Regions from separate parts of the Mus musculus genome. Here region 2 is linked to region 1. Evidence: chromatin loops called from intact Hi-C (ENCODE). Cell type or tissue: heart. All regions are shown on one strand.

Region 1 (8,000 bases):
CTAAATGGCAGAGCATATTTGAGACATGATTTCATATGAAGGACAAGGAAGACTGAAAAACATGATCTCCATCTCCCCATTGCCAGGATTACTGGGAGTAAAATGATTGCTAAATTCAAGAGCTAATCACTAAATTGGGTGTGGTAGAAATCCTAGAATAAGAGACCCTATCTAAAAACAATGCCCCTCCAACCCATACTACCAACAAAAATCATTTAACAGTTACACGAGGACACTCTCCTTAGCTAGCATCTATTAGATTCCTCGCTTTCTGAGATGCAGAACTGTATGGACTTCCATGACTTCCCAATCACCCAGAAGAACTGTGTTTAATAATTACCTCCACCATATGGTCCTCCCATGTTCCTGCTACCCCCAAAGTTTCCACTCTTCATTGGACCATAGTTAGAAGGCTGCTGGTTATAATTTCCAAAATCATTGTAACTTCCACTTCCATAATTTCCTGTAAAAGAATTGGAATACCAGCTAAACCTCTGAAAAATACAAGCATCGAAGCCAAACTAATGTTTAATTTTTAAGACAAATATTTTCCAAAACAAAAGTACACAATACCTATCTATAATCCTACAATTTAAGAAATCTATCTAATCGACAGTAAAATAAATGTCATTAATTCTAATCCAAATTCCAACATAAAGGTTGTAGATGAATTTATTACCTCCTCCATAGTTGTCATAACCACCTCCGTAGCCCCCACCCTGGTTGCCATATCCAGGTCCTCCACCACCATATCCTCCTCTTCCTCCTCCATAACCAGGGCTACCTCCAAAATTGCCACCTATTATAAAATAAGCCTTTAAGTAATTGCTTAAATTTTTCAATTCCATTTGAATTGTCTCTATTACACTCATTTCTGGTTTTTCAAAACACATAAGATATTTGTTATATAAAGTCTATTCTAGAATAGACTCCAAGGCAAAGTAAATACCTATCCTTGGGTAAACACATAAAGCAACTTAAGATCCCAGAACTCTCCTTTGAATTGCTAAGTATTTCAAATTCATATGCTTTGTAGTTTTGAGGAAGAAACTCTGGCAGGCAGACCTGCATTTAAAGCCAATATGGACTACATGAAACCCAGGACTATCTAAGAGAGAGCTCCTAATATTGGTAACTTGTATTATCCCATATCACACCATATTCCAATTCCAATATTCTAGCTTTTTTTTCTACAATGCACAGGAACTCCTCACCTAAATAATTTTAAGTTTTATGAGATGAAACTCACAATTTTACACTGGTACAGTAGTTAGGCAAATTTGTTAATAACTCAAAAAAAACAATCACCTTCCAAAGCCAAATAACCACTTTGTTAGGCAAAACAAGTGATATACAAATTTAACCAAGCACCAAATGCAATGTTATTAAATATATCAAGATACATAAATCAAAATTTAATTAAAACTAACCTCCAGGTCCTCCTCCATACCCATTATAGCCATCCCCAAATCCACGTCCACTTCCGTATCCATCTGTTTATAAAAAGTAGTAAAATTAAACTTAATTTTCTCCACATTAGTATCTATCCCGGAATGATGATGACTGGGATCTCACTAGTTGATTTGTTGGGGACATTGAGGGAAGGAGGGTGTAATATTAATTCAACTCTACTACCAAGGCAACACATTTTTATTAATACTAAGTTTAGACCTATCAGAAAGCCTTACTTCAAACTCAACTTTCTTAAAACGAAGAAAGTATACAAAGTTTTATCATACCACACCACATTCATTTATATAAACTGAACCTAAAAACACTTCTGACAGCATTTTTAGACAGGGACTTATAGCCTTAGCTTGCCTTAAATTCAATGTACATCTATGTGTGTGACCTTTTTCTTTAATCATCCTGCAGCTTGTTACCAATTACTACTAAAGTTGCAGGTTATCTTGTCTGGTTTTCGGATTCATCCTTGGGCTAAGTGCATGCTAAGCACTATATATGCTCATCATGTGTAACCTATATTCAGGTCATAATTTCCTCATAATTTCCAATGTGTGTACACGTAGCTGATTCCTGTGAGCCTTTAGGACCCTGCTATTTCTTTTGGCTCTTTTTGAAAGTGTCTTACTTATATATATCCCATACTCTCTGTCCATTTCCAGAATGCTGAGAGCTCAGGCCTATGCTAACAACATCCAGCAGTTTAGAACTGCTTTAAAAAATTTTAACCTTATTGGTGTGTTGACAAAGCATGAGTACACTACATGAATCAGTTTACATGATGGTGGTCAGAGGGCAACATCTTAACCTTGTCTGAGCACAGGGTCTCCTTTCTTTCTCGCACTACACACTACAGGCTAACTGCAAAATTTATCTCACTGAAGACATTCTATTCAAAATGCAATCACACCCTTAAGAAACAAACTTACCAGATCCCCCCCTAAAGTTGCTTCCTGGTCCTGGTCCAAAATTGCCACCGCCACCACGAGAATCCCCAAAACCAAAGTTTCCTAGAACATAGTAATCTAATTAGCAGCAAGAACAAGACAATCACATATACATACATACACACATAAATAAATAACATTACCTCCTCTTCCACTCCTAGAACTTTGGACTTCCTGCATTTCTTGTCTAGACAATGCCTTTCTAACTTCTGCATTGTGACCATTTATGGTGTGATATTTTTGCACTGGAATAAAAACAATACCAACAGTAAGCAATTCCTATAATGTAAGCAACATTTTTTTATACAAAGCACACCTCATGAACAGACACTTACAGACAATTTTATCCACAGGATCATGGTCATCAAAAGTAACAAAGCCAAAGCCTCTTTTCTTTCCAGACTGCCTATCGGTAATTATTTCAATAGTATCAATTTTTCCATACTCTTCAAAGTAATCTCTAAGGTGGTGTTCCTCAGTATCTTCCTTAATTCCACCAACAAACAGCTTCTTCACAGTCACATGGGCTCCTGGTTTTCCAGACTCCTGCAATAATTACAAAGTTATCCTGACAGAAAAAAACCTTGATTACATCTAACTTGTATTTGTACATCTTAGGACGAATTCCTCCAGATAATAGGTTTTAAGAGGTTGGTCTTGGAATAACATGTACCCAAAAAAAAACAAAACAAAAAAAAAAAAAAACAGTACAAGAAAGGAGATCAATGTGTTTGGGTTTTCCTTACCTCTCTTGCTACAGCACGTTTTGGCTCAACTACCCTGCCATCAATGGAATGGGGCCTTGCAGCCATGGCAGCGTCAACCTCGGCCATGGATGAGAAAGTTACAAAGCCAAATCCTCTTGATCTTTTGCTTGCAGGATCCCGCATAACCTTTAAATCCAAAAGATAAGCATTTAATTTCCCGGCATTAGGTAGCAATATAAATTAGAATGTATTGATACTGGTATTCCCTAGTATTCACACCCAAACATACAGCCAGACTTTCAGAGTTAACGTACGTACCACACAGTCTGTGAGCTTTCCCCATTGCTCATAGTAGTTTCTCAAACTTTCTTCTGTGGTTTCAAAGCTTAAGCCACCAATAAAGAGCTTTCGGAACTGTTCCTTTTCTCTCTGCAAAGGGAAATACCATTTCAATTTTTATTTACACTTTCTTTGTATGCAGGAAATTAAATTCTTAAATATGAGGTGACCTGCTGGTAGAGTACCTTTTTCCTCTCCAAAGGAACAGTTTCTAAAGTTTTCTGGGGGGGAGAAAAAAAACTTACATCAAATTTAAACCATATGTTAAACTGCATATTAGTTGTGTTACACCAAAAATTGCCTGAGCTATACAAGTTTCAAAGTCACTAATATTCGATCTAACTTCTAATTCACGTAAACTTTCTTAGATTTTCTTCAAAAAAATTCAGAAAAACCATACCCAGCTCTTAGGTCATTTAAAGGGTATTAAAGAATTCTTTTGTAATTCATTAAATTCTACAACCCAAGTCCAAAATTTACTACTTTTTAGATTTAAAAAAAATTTAAAAAACCTGTTTCCAAATTCACCACTTCCAAGATTCAGTTTCTGAAAAGTGGCATATTTGCTTTTCCCTGAGCTGCCCCCTCTGGTGTTAATTGTAAGTATCTCAAGATGAAAAAAAAAAATCCTGCAACTCTGAAACAAGCTCCATGAAGAATGCTGAAACTCCAGATATCACCTTAAATCTGGTTTTGTCAGGCACTTAATACTGGCTTTCCAATAGCTAAGTACAAAAACTTATCAAGATGTTCATAAATTAGGTCATACTATCCAGGACCTATGACTGCACAACGAAATGAAAAAGCAAAATTATAAAACAAATCCGTTATTTTACTGTATAGCCTAAATTTGTAAGTTTCTCCAAAATGTGCTCAAAAAGCCAATGTTTACAATTTTTAGGTTTTGAAATGTTTAATAAAAACGACCAAAATTGTTTTAAATAGTCAAAATAGTTACAAAAGCCTTAATCAGGACTCCAAATAGTGTTTCTGGTAGCTCTACTAAAATGTCAGTAAATTGGCTTTCCTTAAACTAAGTTGCAAGTATTAAATACACCTTGTTTTTTCATATCACTAACGAAAGCAAAAGCTCTTTACTTACCTCGGGTTTTTTCCAAACTTACCAGACGTCCACTATCGATTATAAACAAGGTTATTTTATTTATAAGTGTGCTTAGAGTCAAAGAAAATAACCAAGGAGACCCCTTTCAATTCGAAAGCTAATGCTTATCAGTGTAATGATGCATCATAATTTCAAACAAATAAAAAATAAAAAAACCGAATGACCACGCTCAAACACTGTGACCCCAAACTAAGTTTTTATATAGCCAGGACGTGGATTTTCGTCCACTGAACCAGGCTTTAAGCGAAGGCTAACTATGAAAAGTCAGCTATTTCACTTCCTTAAAGTGAACACCACGTGCTAAGGATCCGTTGACTTTACCAACAAATTCGAAGATTCCCTTAAAAATGCTTATAATTTGAATTATTTCGATCCGAGGATCCTTTAAGCAGATAAAAGTTCTGCAATAAAAGGAAAGTAACCCTGCACTCAACATAGCCTCCCTAGCTTCCTGATGAGCGCTCCCATTTTTTCCACTTTGACTTCCTCCTACTATACTAATGCTCAAGTGCTTTACTACAGCACCCGTAATCTTACGTATTATGAAAAATAAAACGGTCTCTTTGCAGCGACGCTGCCTTCAGCCACCCGCCCAGGCCTCGGTTGTACTACGTTCTCTCTGCCTGTTCCAGTAAAGCTCGTGGAGCGCCGCCACCCCGCCCCCACCCCGCGCCTCGGTGGCTTCAGAAAGCAATGGCGCCATTTCGTCGAGGGGAAGGCAGAGAGCCTTTAGCGAGGTGCGCAGGACGCTGAAGACCCAAGCTCAAAACGCTAAATCCACCTCGAAACGGTATGAAGACTTCCAAAAGAAAGGAAAATCGCTAAACACGTCTACGCAGTGGTGAAAAAAGAAAACCAAACTAGTAAACCTAAAGCGTTGAAAGCAAAATCGTGGCGAGGAAGGAGACGGGAAAATGGCGGCCGCCAAATCCGGTTCCCGGGAGAGGGGGGAGGGGAAGCTTCGCAGACTCGCTCCGGGAAGCCGGGGGGGCCCCAGAAACGTTCCGCCGCGAACACAACCGAGCCCCTAGGCCCGCGCACATCGAAAGGCCAGCGATGGCCCGCTCACGCGCTACTTTAGCGGTCCAGCCCGGTCGCGGCGGGCACTTCCCATCCCCCACCCCAACTGAGGGAAATGGCGCCGGGCGGCTGAGGGCGGGGAAGGCGGTCGGACAATCAGAGGCCTCCTCCAACGACCCCTCAGAAACTCGCCAAGGCCAACCGCCACTCGAGTGGCCGCATCCCCTCCGCCGGACCACGGAGGCGGGTGGCCGGTTTCCATTGCGGTGCCTACGGCCTCGCCATGCCATTTTTAATAACTCATTGATTTCAAACCCGTTACCTCCATCGCGGACTCAGTCGCTTCAGCCCGATTTCCCGCAGCCGAGCGAGATGAGAAAGACCTCCGCGGACGGACGCGCACGGGACTCGTCCTGGCGCTGTGGGGAGAGCAGGCGATGGCCAAGAAACTGGGCCGCAAAGGAGCTCCTGCACACGGGACCGGCGCCGCTGCTACTGCCGCTGGAGCCGAGACCGCCGCTTTTCTAGAACCTTCCCCCCACTAACGCGTCTCCGCTTACGTCACGCCGTTACGTAAACGCCCTAACCGCCGCCAATGGCGGGAAGGGCCTACACTCTCCTTACGCCAAGTACGTGACACTCCCCCTTTAGGTACAGCGGGACTGCTTTACATCACTTGCGCAACTGTGTTCCGTGAATTGCGGAAGGCTCGCGCTCGGCGTGTTACTACGTCCGGAACTAGGTCCGGCCCCCACCTCCGCGTAGGGAGCGGAGAAACGGTCGCGCAGTTTGAAATAACGCCGTCGGGAGGGGCTTAGGCCGGCGCTGGGGCGTGCGGCCCTCTCCACCCAAGCGTGCTCTCTGCAGCTACGCCTTTGCCAAGCCCGTCCGCACAAATATTCTCGAACCACACAAATATTTCTACACGTCCCAAAGGGGTTCTCACTCGGTCCCTCCCAGAAGGACTTTTAGTCCAAGTACCACCCCGGATGCCACAAGCCTTGGGATCCCGCGCCTAGTGAGAGGTGGTGCTTAAAGAACCCCGCTGTTTATCTCCCCGGCCTTCAAGATCCGGGCAAGGAGGTGGGTGGAGCCCCGCTTTGGCGCGCTCCGAGACGCAGAGAGGCCTCCGCGGTCCTTCCTGCCCGCCTTCCCCCCCCTCCCCCCAGCCAGGAGACCCCCTGGGCGCCACGCCGCGGACGGTGAGCATTGCGCGCGCCGCCCCCCGCAGGACGCGTTCCCGGCGGGCCCCGCGCGGCCAGGGCGTGGGCGGTGCTCCCCCTCCCCCCCGGCGGAGCTGCCCGCGCCCCCTCCCCTCGGATGTGGCTGAACCGAAGCGCGCAGGCGGGAGACTCTGCAGGATCCGCGGCCCTGAGCATCGGAGCGGTGAAGTTCGTGCCTTTGCTTTTTTTCGATCTTGCGTGTGGTGGGGTTTAGGATGCTCCGTGCGTCCGAGCTTGCGGGGAGGCTGCGAGCCCCGTGGGCCGCGGGCTGCGGGAAACCGGCTGGGGCCTCGCTGAGGCGGGCGCCGCGCCGGTGCGTGGGGGAGATGGGACAATTGTGCATGAGGGTGGGAGCCGGATGACAGCTACCGAGACTCCAGACAAAGCGCGGGCCTCCCCTCCCCCAGCCTCGTCGCAGGCCCGCAGGGAGAGAGCGGTTCAGGCTCTGCAGCTGCGAGGCCCGAGGCTCCGGGCTGCGGCGCGCTCCCGGCTACGTGGCCGCCGCCGGATGGGGGAGGCGCGGGCCCGTGGCGCAGTGCCCTTGAGCCCCCGCCGCCGCCTTTGTTTCTCCCCGCGGAGGCGCTGACCACGAGGCCCGCGCTCTCGGGTGGGGGACGGGCTCCCGACCGGGGAATGGAGCTGGGAAGGAGCCCTCCTCGGAGGGGAGCGTGAAGGAGGTCGACTCCTTCTATCCTTATCAGGACAGTACTTGGGAGCTTGAGGCTGGGGATTGCCAGGCGTTGAAGCCCAGACTGGACTATAGAGAGTGATTACCGCACCACCACCCCCGGAAAAAAAAAGCCAGAAAATAGGACTGGGACATCTTAATGTGTTCCTTTTTTTATACCGTGATTGAACAGGGAGGGCCTCTGAAAAAATAAGGATGGAATTATATGAGCTCCTTGGAGTATTCAGAAATCTAAAGAAAAAGATCTTATGGTAATTTGCTAACAAAAGATAGTCATTTCCTTTCATCCAAAATAAACACTAAAATTGTTAAAATTCTATATGGATTGGGAAAGTAACAATCCTCACCATGTAAAGTTGTCTGAGGTACCAGTGTTTTAGTAAGATTATTTTCACTAACATACTGAAATTATTAGTAACATACTAATAACACGGGAACTCAACTGTTTTCCTGCATTTTTACCCGAAATTTACATGTTGAAATCCACAC
Region 2 (8,000 bases), 540 kb after region 1:
GCTCATTAATACTGTTTCTTGTTTCCCTAGAAAAGCATTTGATTTATCCCACAACTTTCAAAAGTTTAATTAACGATACAAAGTTAACCATCTAAAAGACAATGATCCAAGGCTCCCCTTCCCAGCGTTTTAGTGGCACCTTCCAGGCTTCATCGCACCACAGCAGCACAGGTCCCTGGTAACTATTTTGAAATTTATAATACTGCTAGCCACCCCTTTTCACAGGGCTTATAATCAATTACCATTTTCCTAAATGCCTAGAGATGCAGCCAACAGTGACAGCGCAGGCATGAGCTCCACCACCACTGCAGGCATTCTGCCCAATTTGTTGCTTATTTTGTTAAATAAAGTCCGATTTTAAACATAATCAGATAATCAGCCAAATATACCTATAATTTACAGTCTAATTTGTATACATATTGAAATGTTACTTGTACTTCATAAATTTGTATAACTGTTAACTTAAAGAAAATTATAACTAACATATTATTTAGAGAATAATTGTTCCTTCACACAGAGCATCGAGGACAAAATTTGGAGAGATAACTCCAAGTGAGAACAAATTAATTTCTAAATCTGTTCATTTGACCAATCTGATTTCTCCAGTACTAATACATAATAAACATATAAATTCATGCATTTACTCTGTAATTTCTTAAAGGAAGCTTAGTTCCTAAAACACTGAATGACACAAGTAAGATTTTCCTCTCATTCTTAGAAGGCCAACTTAGAGCCAACAAACAATAAACATAACTCACACCAAACTGAGGCAGAGATTCAAAATAAGGGCATCATTTCTCCGGGACTACCTTGGAAACAGGCTCCTACCATTACCGGCCCCATTATCTCAAACATGCTTTAACACCCTTGTACAAGCATGGGGAGGGAGGGAGGGAGGGAGACAGGAGGGGCGAAATGGAACTCCTTGAGTTTAATTTGCTCAGATTTCATTATGGAGTTAAGTTTCAATTGAGAATATACTATGTTAGGAAATTAAACCCAAAGACTGACTCTTCCATTAGTCTGAAGACTCCACTAGGACAAACTAAAATATATCCCCTCTTACCTAACAGTCTTGCTATTTTTACAAAGTGGCCCACTAATAAGCTTAGATAATACAAACGAGAAGGTCAAAGGAAATTGCTTTCTAAATAAATCTGTGCATATTTAACAATACTGATAGAGTTGTAAGGACAAAAATCTATTAATTGTTTTTCACAGTTAGAGGGAAAGGGACCAAAGCTGCTGCATCTAAAGCAATCCCATTTAAAAACTAGATGCTGGCCCAGCGCAAGGGCTCGGCCAGAGTACATGTCTATGCTGGCCCAGCACAGGAAGAGCCAAAGGCAGGGGGATAAAAAAAAATCTAGATTCCAATAACTACAAATTTGAAACTTATTCTCTTGAAATGGTGTACCATTTAATACCTACTTTTTAAATGACTTAGACATTTCTAAAAACTTCTTTCAAAACTGAACTTCTGAATCAAGACTAACTTCAATCCTCTTGAACAATAAAGTCACAATAGAGAAATACACTGAGAAGGACTTACTGAATATCTACTATGTGTTACGTTACCTTCTTCTGATAAATCTATAAAGGAAGCAATACCTAAATCAGTACTAACACTAATACAAGGTAAAAATTTAACTCTTTGTGGTAAGCCTAATATGTATTAGAAAACTCTAGCTAATGATTAATAATAGTCTTTACAAAAATAGTAATGTGGTAACTGCAAAAATAACTATTTTAAGTCACTTTAAGAGAACTGTGACAGAGAACAATTATAAAATAATTATGTATTATGGGTAGGATGGTGTACATCCATGATCCCAGCTCTTGGGAGGCAGAGGCAGAAAAATCCTGAGCTAGAGGCTGGCCTAGAATACAAAAAGGGATGCTGTCTCAAAAAAAATTTTTTTTATCATATAACATAATTCCAGTACACAAAGACCTGGAGCCTACAGGGTTAGGGTTCAGGAGAGCACCCGACAGTGTCAGGATATATTGCAACTATGATAGTAGCATTAGTTACCCATCTTGCTCAAGAGTTCCAGAGTCACGGGGACCTTATGAAGAGGCAGTGTTTCTAATGAATAACAGGGACTATACCAAGCTCACTGTTTTCTGTCTAAATTCAAATCCTTTTTTTACTAAAAATGAAGGCATTTAGATAAACAACTGATGATTATTCTAAAGTTACAACTTGACAAAACTCAATGGGGAATCTATGCTCACAGAGTAGAGATCTTTTGAAAAAAGATGCATGCTGGGTAACCACTTTGCAACCATTAAATCTGTGTCCTTTACTAGTCCTAATAGGCTAGAAAATAGTCTTTTTAGAACAAAACTAAATATATTGTGAGGGTGTGATGGCATAAAATTACTCAGCTTCTCATATTTCTCCAAGGTATACATCTAATTTATCCACAGGCTTACTTTGTGCAGGCGCTCTCAGTGATTAGTTAACTCAATTCAGCAGTATTGAGCTGCAAATGACTTATTCAGAGGCAAATGATTATGGGGAAATCTCTGAATTCCACATTATTTGAACTCTTATTCTAAGCTCATTTTTCAATTTCTATCAAATACTGTATAAACTTCCATACTCTTTGGAGACAAAGAATGTATCTCAGTAATGTAATTTTAATATCCACACACCTGAACAAGTTCTAAAACAGAATCCCAAAGGGAAAGCTTGCAATTATACAATGGCTTCCCATTACCATGCCTTCTTAGCTTAAAATTGTTTAATGTCCAAATAATTAAGCCACAATGAGAGTTCAGCAAATACTCAGTGCAACAATATACGCCTTTTAAGAAGAGGTAAGACCTGGTATCTATTATTTCCTCACAAATAATGTATTATATTTTTAAAAAATCATCATCAAAATGTATAAGCCCATTTGTGCATTCACCTAGGTAAATGCAATAGGATTAAGGCCAAGTTTAAGACTCCCTGAGGCACACAACTGCAAGGACTAGGAAGGAGGAGACTTTGCCTGCTCTTGTCTGCATTTTAGTATGGCAAAGCTTCTCTTAGCTCACTTGGATCACACCGATCCTGACAAGGGACTGTGAAAGAAACTGTTAACTGCCTTGAAACTGAGGCTGTGTGGGGCTAAGAACTTGGTGTCCTAAAAGCTGTGGCTGGCCTCTCACTGCTGACAGCTCAGACGGGGGATTAATGTTAGGACCCAGTTAGAAGGTGCCACACTATTTTCTTGTCCAGACTTAGAAACTAGTTCCACAGATTAGGGGACCTCACGTTGTTATCGTCATACTAACCTTCACAAGCTGAAGGCCATGAGAGTGAATTAGCACCTTAGAGAGAAGGACAGTGTGCAGGTCCTCTCAAAGGACTCAAACTGTGAAGAACCTGGAAGCTCCAGTGCTGAGCAAGTGTCTCAAGTCTAAAGGAAATCTGTCAGCTCGCCAGCACTACCGCATACCTCAAAAACAATGAAACCAAATGCCCATCTCTAACAACGTCTAAAATACACATTTATTCCAAACAAAAGAACCAAAATAAAGATTGGCATTTATTTATCCTGTCAAATAAAATTCGTACCAGTTTTTACCCATCCTTTAAAATCATGACCTATAGCTCATGGGAGTGTCTTGCTTAGCACGTGACAATCCTGTGTTCCATCTCCAATGCCACAAAATCCCAAAGCACCTGCACCCCGTAAGACAATCCCTGTTGTGTGAGAGGGCAAGAGGTGACAGCTCGCTGGGGTCAGCTGAGCCCTGGCGGAGCTGTAAGGGCATGCCTGTACTTCGATTCCTACCGCTAACAAACAGGACCTAAGACTAGGATTCTACACAGAGAATTCTAGATCCGTTTCTCAATATTCCTCTCAGCAGGGGGAGCTAGCACTCTCATCTTGAAGGTCTAAACACATACCATGGAACTTAAAATTTTGATTCCAACTATAAAATTTCAGAACGGTGAGACTACCCTTTTCAAAATCTCCACCAAAGAAAATTATTTAAGATTTGAAATTTACCTTTGTCTTGAAATTCCTGAAGATAGCTGCAAAAATAAAGAAAAATCAAGGCAAGGTCTAATTAGTAACAATATTTCAAATCCAAACTCTGTATTACAAACATACATCTAGAAAAAAAAACATTTTCTGTCCTGAAATGACAATTCCTAAAGGCTTACAGAGTCATAATACATACAATTAAGTATGTAAAAAAAGAATTTTTATCAAGACCTAATAATAGAACATATCTTTATTATCTTTATTAATTTATTTGTTTACTTAATCAATGCACTAAACATTTAAAGGATTTTCTTTTTCAAAGTCTGGGGTATTTTCCACATAGATATTAAAATTTCCAAATATGTCCTCAGATGTTCAAAATAAATGCTTAGCATTTTGCTAGCATACTTAGAAAAAAATATATAATAATCAACAAAAAGGATTATCTACATTTGAAAATATTATAGTGGAAATATATTCTGTCCTTTAAAAGTACTTAACATTAATAAACCAGAACACAAAACTTAACTCCATAATAAACATTAATTACAGAGTTATTTCCAAGTAGTAATAAAAGGCAAATGACTTACACAGACTTTACATCTTTTATCTTCTTAATGAGAGATTCTCTCTTTTCCTTGGCTTTCTTGGATAAATTTTCTCCTTTCAGTGTGTCTGCCACAAATGTTTCAACATCTAAACCATGAAATATAAAAACAGTATACAAATTATAGAAAAGAACCTTTCTGTGTGAAGACAAATAGGTCAGTGATTGTTTCTACACTTAAGTGTTAATATCTGTGCAATCTATGGTAGTTATTTATCAGTCCAAAGCATAGCAGTTGAAGTACAGTTAAAAAACTAAGTTGGACAAATCAGTTCACCACTTAGCTAAATAAAATCTGTATATTGTACGCATGCTTAGCACAGCACATGCTATTCGGATGTTTGACATCATTAAACTAGGAAGAAACACACAAGTTTTAATAAACTACCATGACCCATAACACAAATTCTCTTCTGCAAAGCAAGCGGAAAGCTTTTATGCGCGTGCTACTGTCGCTTTATAATTATTTTTTAAGTTGCCCTAAGAACCAGTCACAGCATTTTATAAAGATAAGCTAAAAGCCTCTGATAGCACTTTGCTTTCCCCAGTATCATCTATTTTCAGGAACACATAATATCTAATGCTTAGAAGAAAAAATTAATCCCCTTTTTTTCCTAATCAAGATTCTCAAAAACTATCCTCCTCCTTGCTACCTGCCCCACCCATGCTGGCTACCCTCAAGTGAGAAGACACCCAGTTGTCCTTTGCTTCCCACCCTGCTCTTAGCTACCTGGAATACCATAGTTGAATAGAGAAGTGAGAAAAATGGGTTCTTCTACTATGAAAAAATACAGAGTCCAAATATAGCTTTGTATAACATTTCCCACAGCCTCTTCTGAAATTTCAGTAAACTCCTAAATATTGTGTTGGCTGACTCCTCTCCTATAAAGTTCCACGAAGTCTTTGCTGCTTTGACTCCTAGACATCCATTATTATTGTTCATAAAATATTGGATAGCTTACTGACACATATTTTATTTTCAGAATTTCATGGCTCACTTTAAAATATCTCTTAGAGAATTACATTAAAATGTTAGACAAATCACCCACAGCCCACACCAGAAAGATGTGTGACTTACTTTCTTTTTCCCTAACGACTTTGTCTCCTAACTTACAGTGATAAAAAGATCAAAATGTAATATTACACATAAGTACTAAAAAGTGCAATAATCTCAATTGTATTCATATTTAACCATTTAAAACCTACTATATAACCTAGAATCTAATCAATTTTAAATTCCTGATTATAGAAAGTATTTTGCTCCAATGAGGAACATGGATGAAGCTGTTACAGACTCACAATAAACGCATATTTTTTTGCTAAGCCAATAATACAAGGAAAAAATAAGATTAAAACATGAAACAATCTCTTAACAGCAAGTATATGTTAAAAGTAAGTATCAAACGAAATGAAAGCAAAATGTCCTGGCTCCTCTTTCCTTCTGTGGCCCCTAAAATATGGAGGAAAGAGGCAGAGGCAGAGGCAGAGGTCAGCAGACCTGGGACAAATTCTCATGTGGGTTCAAAAGAGTAAAACTTGAAGCAGCAGCTTCTACCCACAGGAGTAGGAGCAGGCCACCTCTGGACAAGCCGACTGTAGCTGAAAGAGATCATTGGCTTCCCTAGTATCCATCCATACAGTAACTTTTTAAAAGTGGACAAGAAGTAGCAGGCTACTGCAGCGAGCCCTCCCCAACCCACCCTATACTTGCAAGACTCACAGACACATAGACTGGTGAACAGTCGGCTTAATGTTATTTTCATTCAATGTTTGTCTTTAATTCCCTCTTCCACGAGTATTTAATTGCCTATTTTACATTTTCATTATGCAATCCCAGTTTAAACAAACAGGATCTATTTTCTATCTCCGTAAGCAATAACAGAACAAATTACTGCCCACGAGTTATTTCTTTAAAAGGTCATTTCAGTTTTATAAAAACTCAGAAAACCACCACAAAGACGCTGCATGTTCAACTTGCTGTTTCCTAAAAGCCTACCCAATGTGTCTGGAAAATGGGACCCCATCCCTCTATTTTGAGAAAACGTTTTTTTGAAAAAGTGCAGGAAAAACCCGAATTTCTCAAGGGGAGGCCTAGGTATGGAAAAGGTCTATACTTTTAAAGCGACACGTTTAATATATTTATTCCCAAGCTTTTTCCTAGAAAATGCTTTACTGTTAGGACGAGTTTTCCAAACATTGGCTTTCTCGATAATTCTCCAGAAGGATACAGGGAACAAACTGCTTTGCTGGGGGTGGTGTTTAACGAGAATTTTAGCTGGGAAAAGCTGCAATAATCTGGATTGTTGGTTGCCAATAGACTTGGTTGGTATTTAAGCTTTTGAAGTCTTAAAATATACAGTGAGTCAGATCTAACGGATGAAGTACGCCAGCCTGCGCTGGCAGCAATAGCGGTACTGCGCAGCTTGCCGACTTTTCTCCCTGGCGCTTTTGCCAGCCCTGGAACAGGGATCACGGACCAGGCTGTCCTGGGGTGCCCCAGCCTTGCCCCCCAGAAACCAGCCCAAATCCAGCCTGCCTTAAACCTCCGGCTCTTGTCCACGTAGCTGGGAACAGAGAGCTGGGCACAGAGCAGCTGAGTTTGGGACAGCCACGCTAGACAAATGGGGCTGGATCTGTGGCTTTGTACCTCAAAGCCAGAGTAATATTTCAAAAGGCAGCAATAAAACTCTTGGGTAAATCAAGCGCTCCTCTGGCTGGTTGGAAAAGAGATTTGAAGCTTTTTATTGTGCTCTAAATAGCCCTGCAAATGGTGAAATAGCCTGCCGCGGTGAGCTAGCAAGCCGCCATGGCCCTTTTTTACCTTCCTTTAGAGGTCGTGTCCTCCTGTTCATATGTAGATTTCCCTGACTCCTTTCTGTAATTCCGGGGAACTGGTAATTTGACTACAGGAAAAGGTCAGCCTGCGCAGGCTGGCCCCTAAGCCCAGGGACTGAGACTCCCTTTTTCTCCGAAAGAGAGGTTTTATTTTACCCACGGGCGCCAGCCACGAAAGAGCGGGATTGAGGGGTGGGAGGCGGCTACTGGGCTTATGCCAATAAGGCCTGGAAAAGAGGGTGCCACCAACGCAAAAGACCGATGGGGCACCATCAAAGGCCGCAGGTCACACAGCCTGCATCTAACGGAAGCATCACCTCCACTCCCATGGGCATCAACTGCAAGGTAGCCACAGGAAAAAGTTATCTCGGTCACAGTAAACGGGGTGGTAAGTTTTTGCTCCTGTTACACCTTAACTTTGTCAAGAGTAAGCCATCCAGTGGGAACAGCTGTAAAAGTCTGGGGCAAGGCAGCTGACAGATCAGATTTACAACTGCTTTGTCCATAAATGTTAAGGTCTGAAAACACAATGAAAAGATGACGTGTTCTGAGAGCCCAGCAATCCTTGT

Evidence for each region. Hi-C counts contacts between places; a loop is a spot of excess contacts. Peaks named below come from ENCODE experiments on the same cell type or tissue, not always from the same donor. Only the 100,000 strongest peaks of a DNase experiment are listed, where the experiment ranks them.
Region 2: a loop joins it to region 1, with 2.3 times the contacts of the local background. A loop is called at or near these places in 3 of 42 quality-filtered maps.

What each region holds. Positions count from the first base shown.
Region 1 is chr6:51,463,749-51,471,748 of GRCm38, forward strand. Hnrnpa2b1 (heterogeneous nuclear ribonucleoprotein A2/B1) reads right to left here and starts at 6,097. Exons shown (of 12, transcript NM_001374745.1): 1 at 5,923-6,097; 2 at 3,643-3,678; 3 at 3,437-3,547; 4 at 3,158-3,304; 5 at 2,747-2,957; 6 at 2,555-2,656; 7 at 2,394-2,474; 8 at 1,431-1,493; 9 at 680-799; 10 at 341-463. The coding sequence starts at 5,928. Cbx3 (chromobox 3) reads left to right here and starts at 6,868. Exons shown (of 6, transcript NM_007624.4): 1 at 6,868-6,991. In heart, a CTCF peak has its summit at 4,044; DNase peaks (open chromatin) are centred at 5,293, 5,643, 6,273 and 7,283; H3K4me3 peaks cover 5,107 bases; H3K27ac peaks cover 3,999 bases.
Region 2 is chr6:51,999,071-52,007,070 of GRCm38, forward strand. It overlaps Skap2 (src family associated phosphoprotein 2), which reads right to left. Exons shown (of 13, transcript NM_018773.2): 2 at 4,580-4,685; 3 at 4,011-4,036. Among named protein-coding and RNA genes, the nearest start is that of Skap2, 9.5 kb to the right of the region's middle. In heart, a CTCF peak has its summit at 3,857 (motif pointing right); no DNase peak of the experiment used is centred here; H3K4me3 peaks cover 948 bases; H3K27me3 peaks cover 3,186 bases.